Linked DNA regions of Homo sapiens: region 2 is linked to region 1. A link is a loop called in an ENCODE intact Hi-C map of the cell type or tissue named here. Cell type or tissue: GM12878. All regions are shown on one strand. Links, peaks and the distances in the headings refer to the core of each region. The heading gives the core; the rest is flanking DNA. Region 1 overlaps NBEA (neurobeachin). Region 2 overlaps STARD13 (StAR related lipid transfer domain containing 13).

The links. A loop is a pair of places that touch in the nucleus more often than their neighbours do. Peaks named below come from ENCODE experiments on the same cell type or tissue, not always from the same donor. Only the 100,000 strongest peaks of a DNase experiment are listed, where the experiment ranks them.
Region 2: a loop joins it to region 1, with 6 times the contacts of the local background. A loop is called at or near these places in 1 of 110 quality-filtered maps.

The regions. Positions count from the first base shown.
Region 1 is chr13:35,162,463-35,167,852 of GRCh38, reverse strand. NBEA (neurobeachin) reads right to left here. Exons shown (of 59, transcript NM_001385012.1): 24 at 3,344-3,497. Among named protein-coding and RNA genes, the nearest start is that of NBEA, 220 kb to the right of the region's middle. In GM12878, for the core only: a CTCF peak has its summit at 3,346 (motif pointing right); DNase peaks (open chromatin) are centred at 3,332 and 5,203; H3K27ac peaks cover 1,126 bases.
Region 2 is chr13:33,201,025-33,206,414 of GRCh38, reverse strand. All of the region lies in intron 1 of STARD13 (StAR related lipid transfer domain containing 13), which reads left to right. Among named protein-coding and RNA genes, the nearest start is that of STARD13-AS, 74 kb to the left of the region's middle. RefSeq lists a silencer at 3,661-3,750. In GM12878, for the core only: no CTCF peak of the experiment used is centred there; DNase peaks (open chromatin) are centred at 2,123 and 3,540; H3K4me3 peaks cover 4,162 bases; H3K27ac peaks cover 5,000 bases.

The DNA.
Region 1 (5,390 bases), core at 279-5,278:
TGCAATTTGTGGTTGATCCATGTTCTTTGCTTTTCTTTTTCTTCTCCAATTTTTCACTTTCATTTATGACCAAGTTAAACAATATATTAGAGAATAAATGAGAGGATTCAATTAACTAGTCACAGAAACATCAACTAAAAAAATCAACAACAACAAAAATAATGCTGCTTTCCCAAAGCAAAGATTGGCCAAACTACATACTAAGAGGTCTATTTTTTTTCCCTGAGTACAGTTAAAACTATTGGTCTAACTCGGAGATCTGAAACTATTTTTGTAATTTATTTTCTATGCTACATATGAATTTAAGTAATCTGGGCAAAACTGAAACTCCCATAAAGTGCTGCTTCTTCAAGAGTACTAAGTTCAAGGTGCTCAAACTATCATTATAAACAATATATATATGTTCTTTTTTTCTTAAGTTTCCATTAAGATATGTACCTTCCAACTAAGATTAAACAGTTCAAAAATTTTCTTCCATGATGATGATACTATAACAGCAATACAAAAATGTTATCTCTAGTATAAATTACTGTACTCATCTAAATTTCCAGGGCAGAAAAGAGACCACTTCTATGTCAATCTCACAGAAACAGCAGACAAAAAATATTTGTTTATGTATTGTCTATTGCTGCTTTTGTACTATCACAGCAGAGTTGACTAGCTGTGACAGATAACAATACTGCCAATGAAACCTAAACTATTTCCCATCTGGCCCCATACACAAAAGTTTGTGAACTACTGCCATAAACCATTATTATTCCTATTTCTTCATAAAATGCACACAAGAATATTCTGAAAAACTATATATATATAAACAAAATTACCAGCTCACTCAAACCTTAGTTTCAAATGTTTCCATCTCTCTTCATATATCTAGGATTAAAATTCTAAAAGCACCTACAAGACAATGTTTCCTTTCAGTAATCTTCACGTTGCCAATGTTTCCTTTTTTCACTTATCCCTTCCAAAATTCTCTTTTGGCTTTTTACACTTTAAATTTAAATATAAAAAGCCCAAATATTCGGTTTAATTTCCCTCATTATTCAACCTCCTCTTTCCCAACTTTTTCCCTCTGCTATGTTACAACTTCTAGCAAGAATATTATACAACCCAGTAATACAAAAACAACATTCATAATAGAAAAACAACATTCAGCAGTCAGCACCAATCATAGTTCTACCAGATACAAAATGGGAGAAAGGTTCGGCTATTTCTCTTAAGGAAGCAATTCATTCTAAAAACATAAAATCAGCTATGTTGTACAACCAGGCATAGGTCCAAACAGTTAATGGGCCAAAATAACAGAAATATAGAAATTGAGAAAATAAACAAAGGTTTCTATAATTGAATGAATTCCCAAGTCTGTTGAGATAGTCTAGGTAATAAATAATTTTAAATTCCAAACTACAGTGGTCAAAATTGAATCGTAATAATTTTGGAAGCCAACCTCAAAGCGTCAGTATCTTTACTGTACAATCATCATAAAACAAATAAGCAAATTTGACTGGTGCAATAGTATGTATGTTATAGTTTACTTCATTACTTTAATATTCTATCTTAATAGTTAAAGATCTTTTGCCTTTAAAATTTGGAAAACTATTTAGTAATGTGAATATTTTAAACCTATACAAATTGAAATAACTTATTGCTAAACTGTTTTTTTTACATAAGAAGCATTTTATGTTCCATGCAAAATTTAAAAACATTCAATATTACATTTCAAAGTGAATTTCAATACAACCTTTTAAAAATTTCTTCATAACAAATGATAATTTATAAAACAAAATGCAATTTATATGATCAAGAAAAATGTCACAAAGAAAATATTGATTTATTCAGTCTTCAATATATAAAACAAAAAACACGTTGGCCGGGAGCAGTGGCTCATGCCTGTAATCCCTGCACTTTGGGAGGTTGAGACAGGCAGATCATTTGAGGTCAGGAGTTTGAAACCAGCCTGGCCAACATAGTGAAACCCCATAACTACTAAAAATACAAAAATTAGCTGGGTGTGGTGGTGCACACCTATAATCCCAGCTACTTGGGAGGCTGAGGCAGAGGAATTGCTTGAACCCAGGAGGCGGAGGTTGCAGTGAGCTGAGATCGCCCTACTCTGCTCCAGCCTGGGTCACAGAATGATACTCTGTCAAAAAAAAAAAAAAAGAAAAGAAAAGAGAAGAAAAAAATGCCCTCTATGTCTCACTATTAGAAAGCATTTTAAAAATCATACACAACTCTCAATTTACCAGAATTTGGTATAAATCACCAGAGGAAAAGAGAGATTAAAGAAAAGGAGTGGTGTATGTATACTTGCACTCTTCACACACCATCAACAATTTATACTGTTCTTCTTAGCTCCATTTCCTTGGTTCAGCTGCTAATTTGATTAAGGCCCTACTGGTGACTTGCTCTGTTGCATTCCTCCTTCTGAACTGGAATGCTTCCCTTTGTGGACTTCTTGAGCAAATTCATGAATAAAACAGAAGAGTAAGGCCTGGGGAAAGTGTGTGAGGATATAGCCTATGGCTGCTAATGTTGAAGTTTCAAGGCTGCTCTGGTGATGGTGGTGGCATTAACAAAAGAACAGTAAGAAAAAGAGTCATGTAGAAAAAGCTTGTTAATGATGAAATACACTTAGAGATCAACTTGGAAACAGTGTCTCACCAACTAAAGCACATCTTAGTAAAATGAAATATTTCCCTCTGGCAAAGGTATGCTTTCTGAGCTTAAGGATGAGTTTCTAATACGGCAACAAGAACGTGGGTAATATGGGAAGCAAAATTCTATATTCTTTCCCATCTGAGCAAGTAGCTATGGAGTCTGCCTTGGTCTGAATCAAAGAATTTGTTTTTAATGACAACTAAAATACAAAGTTAACATTGACCTATTTTATTTTAAATGACATACACAATTAACATTAAATGCCTTTAAAATGTATTATATTAACACATTTCAATGTTTTATATAGAAACAAATCAAGACAAGGCTAGATTTTGTAAAATAAATGTTGAATCAGTAAATAAATGAAAATGTTAAATAACAAGGATTTTAAGAGTTTATTTATACTACAGATTTGAAGAGATATACAATATCTTTGATGAAGAATGCAATACTCTTCTGATGAAGTATTCATCAGAATTACCAGAGAAACATTTTCATAAGCACACACAGCTGGAACCCAACACTGATAAACAAAAGTGGTGGAAATAGAAATTTAAATGGTTAAAAATTTGCCTAAAAAGTACAGGTCTGGTTAAAATGTGTTTATAGCCTAGACCACCACTGAAATGCTAAAGTCATGTATTTATAAAATATAACCACTAGATGGAGGCAAAGTACTTACAGTTGGTGATGTAGCAGCAGAGAGCAAAGGTAAAATTCCTCCACAAGCAATGATGATGTTGTCTACCATTTGGGAAATGAGGTGAATTGTGTTATGTACAAAAATAATATTTTCATTGCTATTGACAAAATCCATTACAGACTTTGTAGAATGGCTAAAATACAGAAAACAGAAATGAGTATGTTTTGGCTTACTTAAATGAAAAGCTTAGACAATTAGAATAACAAGTGAAAAATTATAGAACTGTAGGAGCTAGCTATATTTAAAATTAAATTATAAAATAAAGCAATTTATAATTGAGATATCATATTACCAAAAACTAAGCATTCATCTCCACAGGATTTTGTTGTATCCAAGTATATTAACTCATTATATTATTACTTTGCTTGAAAAATACAGTACTAGATTCTAAGACATATGACTGACTCAACAAATTTGGCTAAAAATATTTATTTTGCCAAATCTGATTGTTTTTTGTTGAAAGGCAAAACCTTTTAAATATAAAAAGTATGTCTAATGTTAAAAATAATATGGAAACTCAAAATATAACCAATTCAAAATTTTCATAACCATAAATAAAATTTGAAACCGAAAACCTAAAAATTTAACTGAAAGTTCTATTTTGTAGGCAGTTTCAATTTGTCACATCCCCAATGACTTCAGCCCCACCTTTGACTAGTCACATTGAAATGTATACTGCTAAAGAAGTGACATGATAGGGGAGTATAAATAAATCAGTACAAATTCAAGAACTTATTTAATAAGAAAAGGAAAAAATCTCAAAGTAAGTTGGTAGTACAGTGTTCTCATACAAAACATACAATGTAGATGTCAAAAAAATACCCTGCTTTCGTTTGGTGTCAGTCAAGAATATAATTTTTTTTTTTTTTTTGAGAAAGGATCTCTGCTGTCACCCAGGCTAGAGTGTAGTGGTGGGATCATGGCTTAGTGCATCCTCAACCTCCCTGGGCCCAGGAGATTCCCGAGTAGCTGGGACTACAGGTGGACACCACCACGCCTAGTTAATGTTTGTAAAAACAGGGTCTTGCCCTGGTCTCGAACTCCTGAGCTCCAGCTATCCTCCCGCCTTGGCCTCCCAAAGTGCTGGGATTATAGGTGTGAGCCACCACACCTAGCCTGAACTGTTTTTTAATGGGAAAAAAATAAGATTAAAAAAAAGAAATTACTTCATGGTCAAAATTGAGTCAATAATTCTCACCCTTTTAGAGTTGTGAATTATTATCTATCACTGTGTATCTTAAATTTCAAGATGTTTCTCTCTGTCCTAAAAATAAAGTGTTACCTTTAAAAAATTTAAATTACATTAAATTCTACCTGGGTAATTTCATGAGAGCCCATTAAAGAAAACAAAAACACAGAGTAGGTGGTTGGAAAAAAAGCTGAGTATCACTCACTTGGAGGCTACTGATATTATAATTATCAAATTACATAATTTATCTCCATACATTGGTCTTCATGTTAATAGCAATGTATTTCATGGTATTTAGGTTTCCTCAGTTACCATCTCTAGGTAATTTATCATATAACAATTAGCAATGAAAGTATATGAGTAGTCTAAGAACAAATTGATCAAATAAAATCAAAAGTAAAATCTTTCTATGGCAGACTTTATTGACTTCTTCCACAACAGTCATAACTTTTTCCCTGCTAACACACATTTTATATTTTGTTTTATTATTGAGCTTGACTGGGTATAGGAAAGACTAGCCTAACCCTAGTTACTAGTTAATTAACCAGTATTAGTCTCTAAAAGCCAGTCATTATAATCCCATTTTCTTTTTCTGATGATTGATTTTGAAAGAGGATGTGATCCTGCTGGCTCACGAGATATAAGGGGGAAATTTCTTGACGGGCTTCCTTTAAAAAAAAGAAGAAAAGAGGAGAAGAAAAAGAGAAAGTGAAAGAGGAGAGAGAAGAAGAGGAGGCAGAGGAAAAACAGGAAGAAGAGGAAGGAAGAAGAGTCATCTCTGCCTTTTAATTTGGGCAGGTTTCTTATGAATTGAGGTTGGGAGCTGAAGCAGCCACC
Region 2 (5,390 bases), core at 78-5,077, 2.0 Mb after region 1:
ATTAAAAATTATTTATGGGTGTGTGTGTGTGTGTGTGTGTGTGTGTGTTTCAGTCATGGGCATCTTCTTTCGAGTCTTATTAGGCATGGAAAAACCTAAGCTTGGTTTAAAACACTTCTTCCCTTCCTGTGAAGTTTTAGGCTAACTTAAAATGGGATGTGTTATATAAGGAAGGCACCTGACACTAGCGGTGGGGGTGCCTAGGAGAAGGAGCACCCCCCTTGGTTTGTGATAGACTGGCAGCGTTTCCTCTGGTATGTGCCAGAGCGGCAGAGCCAGTTTTAAAAAGAGGATTTATAGGAAATCCAGCTGTGAGTTTTCGTTTTTTTCTCTTAGAGCTGGAGGCGGGGCCAAAACCAACCTCAAACCAGGCACACCATTGATCAGGCTAGAATGATGTGGACCAGTCTCACAGACAACAGCCAAGCACAGAGGAAATATTAGCTGGCAGAGATAACGAAGAGAAAACACTCGGTGACAGATGCACCATCTGTCAGTTTCTGAGGAGCAGTTTTCAAGAAAGCTGAAAATGAATTGAAGAAGAGAGGGGTTTTGTTTGAAAGGTACAGCACAGCCTAAGGACAATTTTAAACAAAGTAAGTTTGTGTTCCATAGAAAAAGAGGTCGTGGTGGTGGGAAAGACAACAGTTACTTCCTATGTAGATTGTGAGTTTTGTCATTGATATAAAAAGTTTTCTTTGTAGTGGACTTGATATTTACAACATTCTCTTAACAAGAACTTGATTTAAAATTAAAAAGCAGTGACTGTCATTTTGGCTACTCACTCTAGAAACATTTGCAAGTTACAGTTAGATTTATTTTACTTTTATTTAATCTCAGAGAGAATTGTTTTATCTCAGACTACAGATATAGATAAGGCCTTCCTTCCTTCCTTCCTTCTCTCTCTATTTATAACAATGGGCAAAATTATTTGTATCTTTCCTCAAAGGCAGTTTATTAAGAAAGCGACCCACCTTTCAGATTGACGAGGTTGGCAGTAAATGCTTTGTATTAGCATGCTTAATTCCATGGGCTACGTTACTTAAATAGCTATGAATATGACCTGGACTTCCTACGAGCCTTCCAAATAATGTTATTGGTGTTGACATCATTTTTAAAGGAAGCTGCTTCTGGATCTTCTGTAGTTTATCTTTCTCAGAAAGTCTGTTACCCTCTTTCAGAACATAAGCTACCATATGAAACAATCCTGCTATTTATGTTTAATACATTTTTCAACGGCTTCGTTTTCAAAGTTGGACTTGGGCTGTTGGTAATTGTATGTTACATCTAAGTGGTTTGCGTTCGATGTCATATGTCGCATGTTTTATTAGGCCAGGATTCGTCTAATTCCAAGGGGATCTAAAGCAGTGATTGAGAATGATAAGATTCTATGAGCGATAGCAGAAAGTTTTCAGGGGGCTCACAGGAGGTCCTTTATTGGAAAAAGTCAATTCTTTTACAATTTACACAGGCGGAAAGGGACTTATTTTGCATCTGCATTAGCAGGCTGTCTAGTCCAAACCAGAAGTGGAAGCGCTGGCTGTAAACTCGCCAAAGTAGAAACCACTCAGTGTTATGGCCCAATATGGATGTCAGAGCTCTGGAGCATGTGTGGGAAAATGGCCACAGGCCAACGTCTGGAATCATTTATCTTCCGGTAGAGCTGAGAGGAGAACTGTTTTATGCGTTTTGCAGAAATCCTTGCTGATTGATTTCATTTACATAGAGCTGGTGCAGAGACTGATGGTGAGGACAACTATAAATGGGAGAGAAATATTGATCTATTTCTGCTTTTCCTGACATCCTGGTCTCATTAGTGTTCTTAGCACCTTTGAATGAGATTATGCCGTTACTGACAACCATATGGTTTCTACGGGGTTCTTTCCACGCGTCTCATAAGAAATGACACATTTATGTCTTTTCTTATTGGGGAAATCAGAAACTGAAAGTTGAAGATTTTGTCGTACTGTCTTTTCATTAGCTTAGCCTGTTTCCTACAGTCTAAATGTGAAAAATGAGAGGAAGGAAATATCAGTAGACAGAGTTCTTTGTACACTCTGTGCAACCTATGTAGTCATTGAGAGATGTGCGTCTGATACTCTTTGTGAAATACTGGAACATACTGTTGTTGTGTAGATTCATATCTGCATGTGAAGGAATCATCTATGCCAACCAGTATGTTCTGCATGAGCTAAACTCACATGTGCTGACACATGCTGACATGTGACAAGGTAGCATCCGCACCTGTTTTTCTAATGTGTAAAAGAATTTTGCCAGCTTCTGACAGTACCCACGTCAGACCTTATGGAGACGATTTTAATTGATTTCAAGGACCGAGGTAACAGTCAGAAGCCTTGGATTTCAGATACTACCTTTATGCTGCCTAATTTTGTGACCTTGAGGAAGATGATTAACCTTTTGATGAATCTAATTCACTGCTTACAAATATAATGAATAATTATAGCCATTTTTGTCTCCCAGAGATATTTCAAATGTCAGTAAGACATTTATAATGCATCTTGTGCTATTAGCTTTTGGTACGTATGCCATTAATGAAATTGCCTCCACTCTCTTAGACAGAACTTCTGCATTACACTGAAAAAGCTAAAAACTTTAGCCTTTAAAGTTAAAACAAAATTAAAAACAAAATTCTATAATCTTATGTAGTAATACTTTTGTTTATAGGAGGCTGCTCTTGAAGGTATTTGCATCTATTTTTTTTCTCTTTGTAGAATAACTATTTGATTTTCTCATCAAGATTCTCAGCATTGTGTAAGACTAGTCATTTCCTCAAACAGGTTGAACTTTAAAAAATAGGGCTAAAATTGGTGTGATGCTGCTTTGATTTAGTATGGTTGAATATATGTAATTTTTAAACTTCCTAATGTAAAAAAAAATGGATAATAGTGCAGATTAAGGTACCTAATATTTTCTCACATTTTATAGATACATAGATATACCATACAAATAAATATATGCTAATCTTCATATATGCATATACCCACACACATCCACTTCATCTTTCAAAATAATCCAGTAAAACTGATAGCATAGCAGCATATAAGATATGAAAAGATAGGAGTGATTACTGTGTTTTCATTTTAAATCCTTTTCATTTTACATGATGAACATGATCACAGCTTAGTGTACTGCAAAGGACATCAGAAGCCAGACCTGCCAGTACAGAGAATCACCACGCACCCTGTTCTGTGAACACAGGTGTGTGGTGGCCCCTAGAATCTCGAAATATGGCAGCCTTGGGAGCCACGCCATTCAACTGTGCTCTTCCGCTGCATTGTGGGAATCAGAATGTGTGCCTTACTGTAGCACGAGGTGGTTGGGAGGCCCATATGACATAATGTGCATGAAAATGCTTTGAAAACTTTCAGGCCATTTAAAGTCACTAATTGAACTTCGACAACTTCTTTGCTGCTGGAATATTCCTTTCTTCCCTTTCTTAATAAATTCTGCCCGTCATTCAAAGGCTTCTCTTAGCTCTTTTTTGATCTCAAAGGTTTCTTTGGAGCCCCCAGAGGTCCCTCTCAGAAAGAGGAAGTGAGCGAATTTTGCCACCCGTGTCCCTCCTGCCCCACCCACCAGATGACTTCACTATTACACTCCATGTTTTCACACCTCCACGCTCTGCCCAGTTCTGTCCCTGTGCTCTGCTAAATGTTTTCTCTACCACTTGCCAACATCCTCCTCCTCCTCCAAAGCTACCTTAAGCATCACTTGCCTTTGAAACCTTCTCCACCACCATTCTTTCACAGAGCTAGAGCCTTCTTCATTCATGGTTCCAAACTTCTAATCAAGGTTTTATCTTATTCTACTTCATTCTTTATTTACACATCTTCCTTCCTCCCTAGGCTCCGCAAAGACAGGCCAGGTACCATGCTGCTTTGACTCCCTGGTGCTCGCTGTAGTTTCTTATGTCTGGTTGGTGTTCAAGTAATGTTTGTCAAGTGAATGAGAAAGTCAGTCTTTCCATACCACTTCTTTGTGGGGTCCTGTCATTACACACCTTCTGGGACAGAACCCTGGTACCCATTTTTGTGTCTGGAATAAATTGTCCCTTATGGCATAACAGCATATAGACTGTTGTCAGCTGGGAACCTGAGATTGCAACAATGCAAAACCCTACATCTAATCACCAGCAGATTAACTATTAACCTACTAGTCCTATCTGAATCCTACTAATCATAGTTAGGTAACTAAACATTAAAACTATCATCCATCTGTCTCTATTCTGAGAGAGCCTTGGCATATCTGTGACTAGCTGTGTTTTAAAAAGAAAATCTGACCATCTTTTTGAAAGGCAGTTTGGCAGCATTTATCAAGATCCTCTGATCCAGTAATTCTCCTAGGAAACTATCCTAACGAAATGGTTTCATAAAAATGTAGACAAAGCTTTCTGAACAAAGATGTTCAGCATGATATTATTTATAAATAATATGAAAAATGGCAAATAAGTGACCAGTATTACTTTTATAATCAAATAAAAATTCTTAAGAATCCAAAGGTTGCCTGACAGATTATGTACTAATTATGTTGACCATAAGGCCTCCATTTTTAGGTTCTTTACACAGAATCAAGGATATACTTGGAACAATCAAGTTGAGCAACTTCTTACCATGCTTCCAATTTTACTACTCTCCCTTCTGTTTAAATTTAGAAAATGTTGAAAATAAGGTAACCTTTGAGGCCAGAATTTGAAAATTCTTTGACAGAACAATAATCTGAGTATCAGAAGGGGCCTAGAAGGCCTGCCTCAACCATTTTCATTTAAAAATTGACTGCATGGAGAGCTGGAGATTCAAACTGGTTTAACTTTGCTCTTGAGCTGAGGTTTAAAACAGGTAAAAAGAAAATTTGAGTCTACTTGTTCAAATACTATGAAGAAAACTATGTAAATTGTGGAAGTTTTTTGGCAATCTCTCATTTAATCTCTTTTTACATGGAATAACTGGCAGAGGTAAAGCCATGTTATCATAGTAGATTCTGCATGTTACATTGGGATAAACCACAGGAATACCGGAAATAATCACTGACAAAAATAGGTTCATGTAGTCAGTTGAACACGGGATTTGATGGGGCCATGCCACTGAGATACATCATCCATCACCACATCTGTGCTCAGTGTGGGAGGGTTTCTGTTTCCAATTCTTGGAATAATACTTAAAGTGCATCCCCACTAATAATGCCACCCGCTGAAGCTCTCGGTACAGGGGCCAGAGCTAAGGATTGCTAGTGGGCAGGAACATTTCCATCTCATCCCAAAAGTGCAGAGAAGCACATTGCTTCTTTAAGCATATTTCTATTTTTTATTTTTTATTTTTTTATTTTTATTTTTATTTGTTTATTTATTTGTTTATTTTTATTTTTTATTTTTG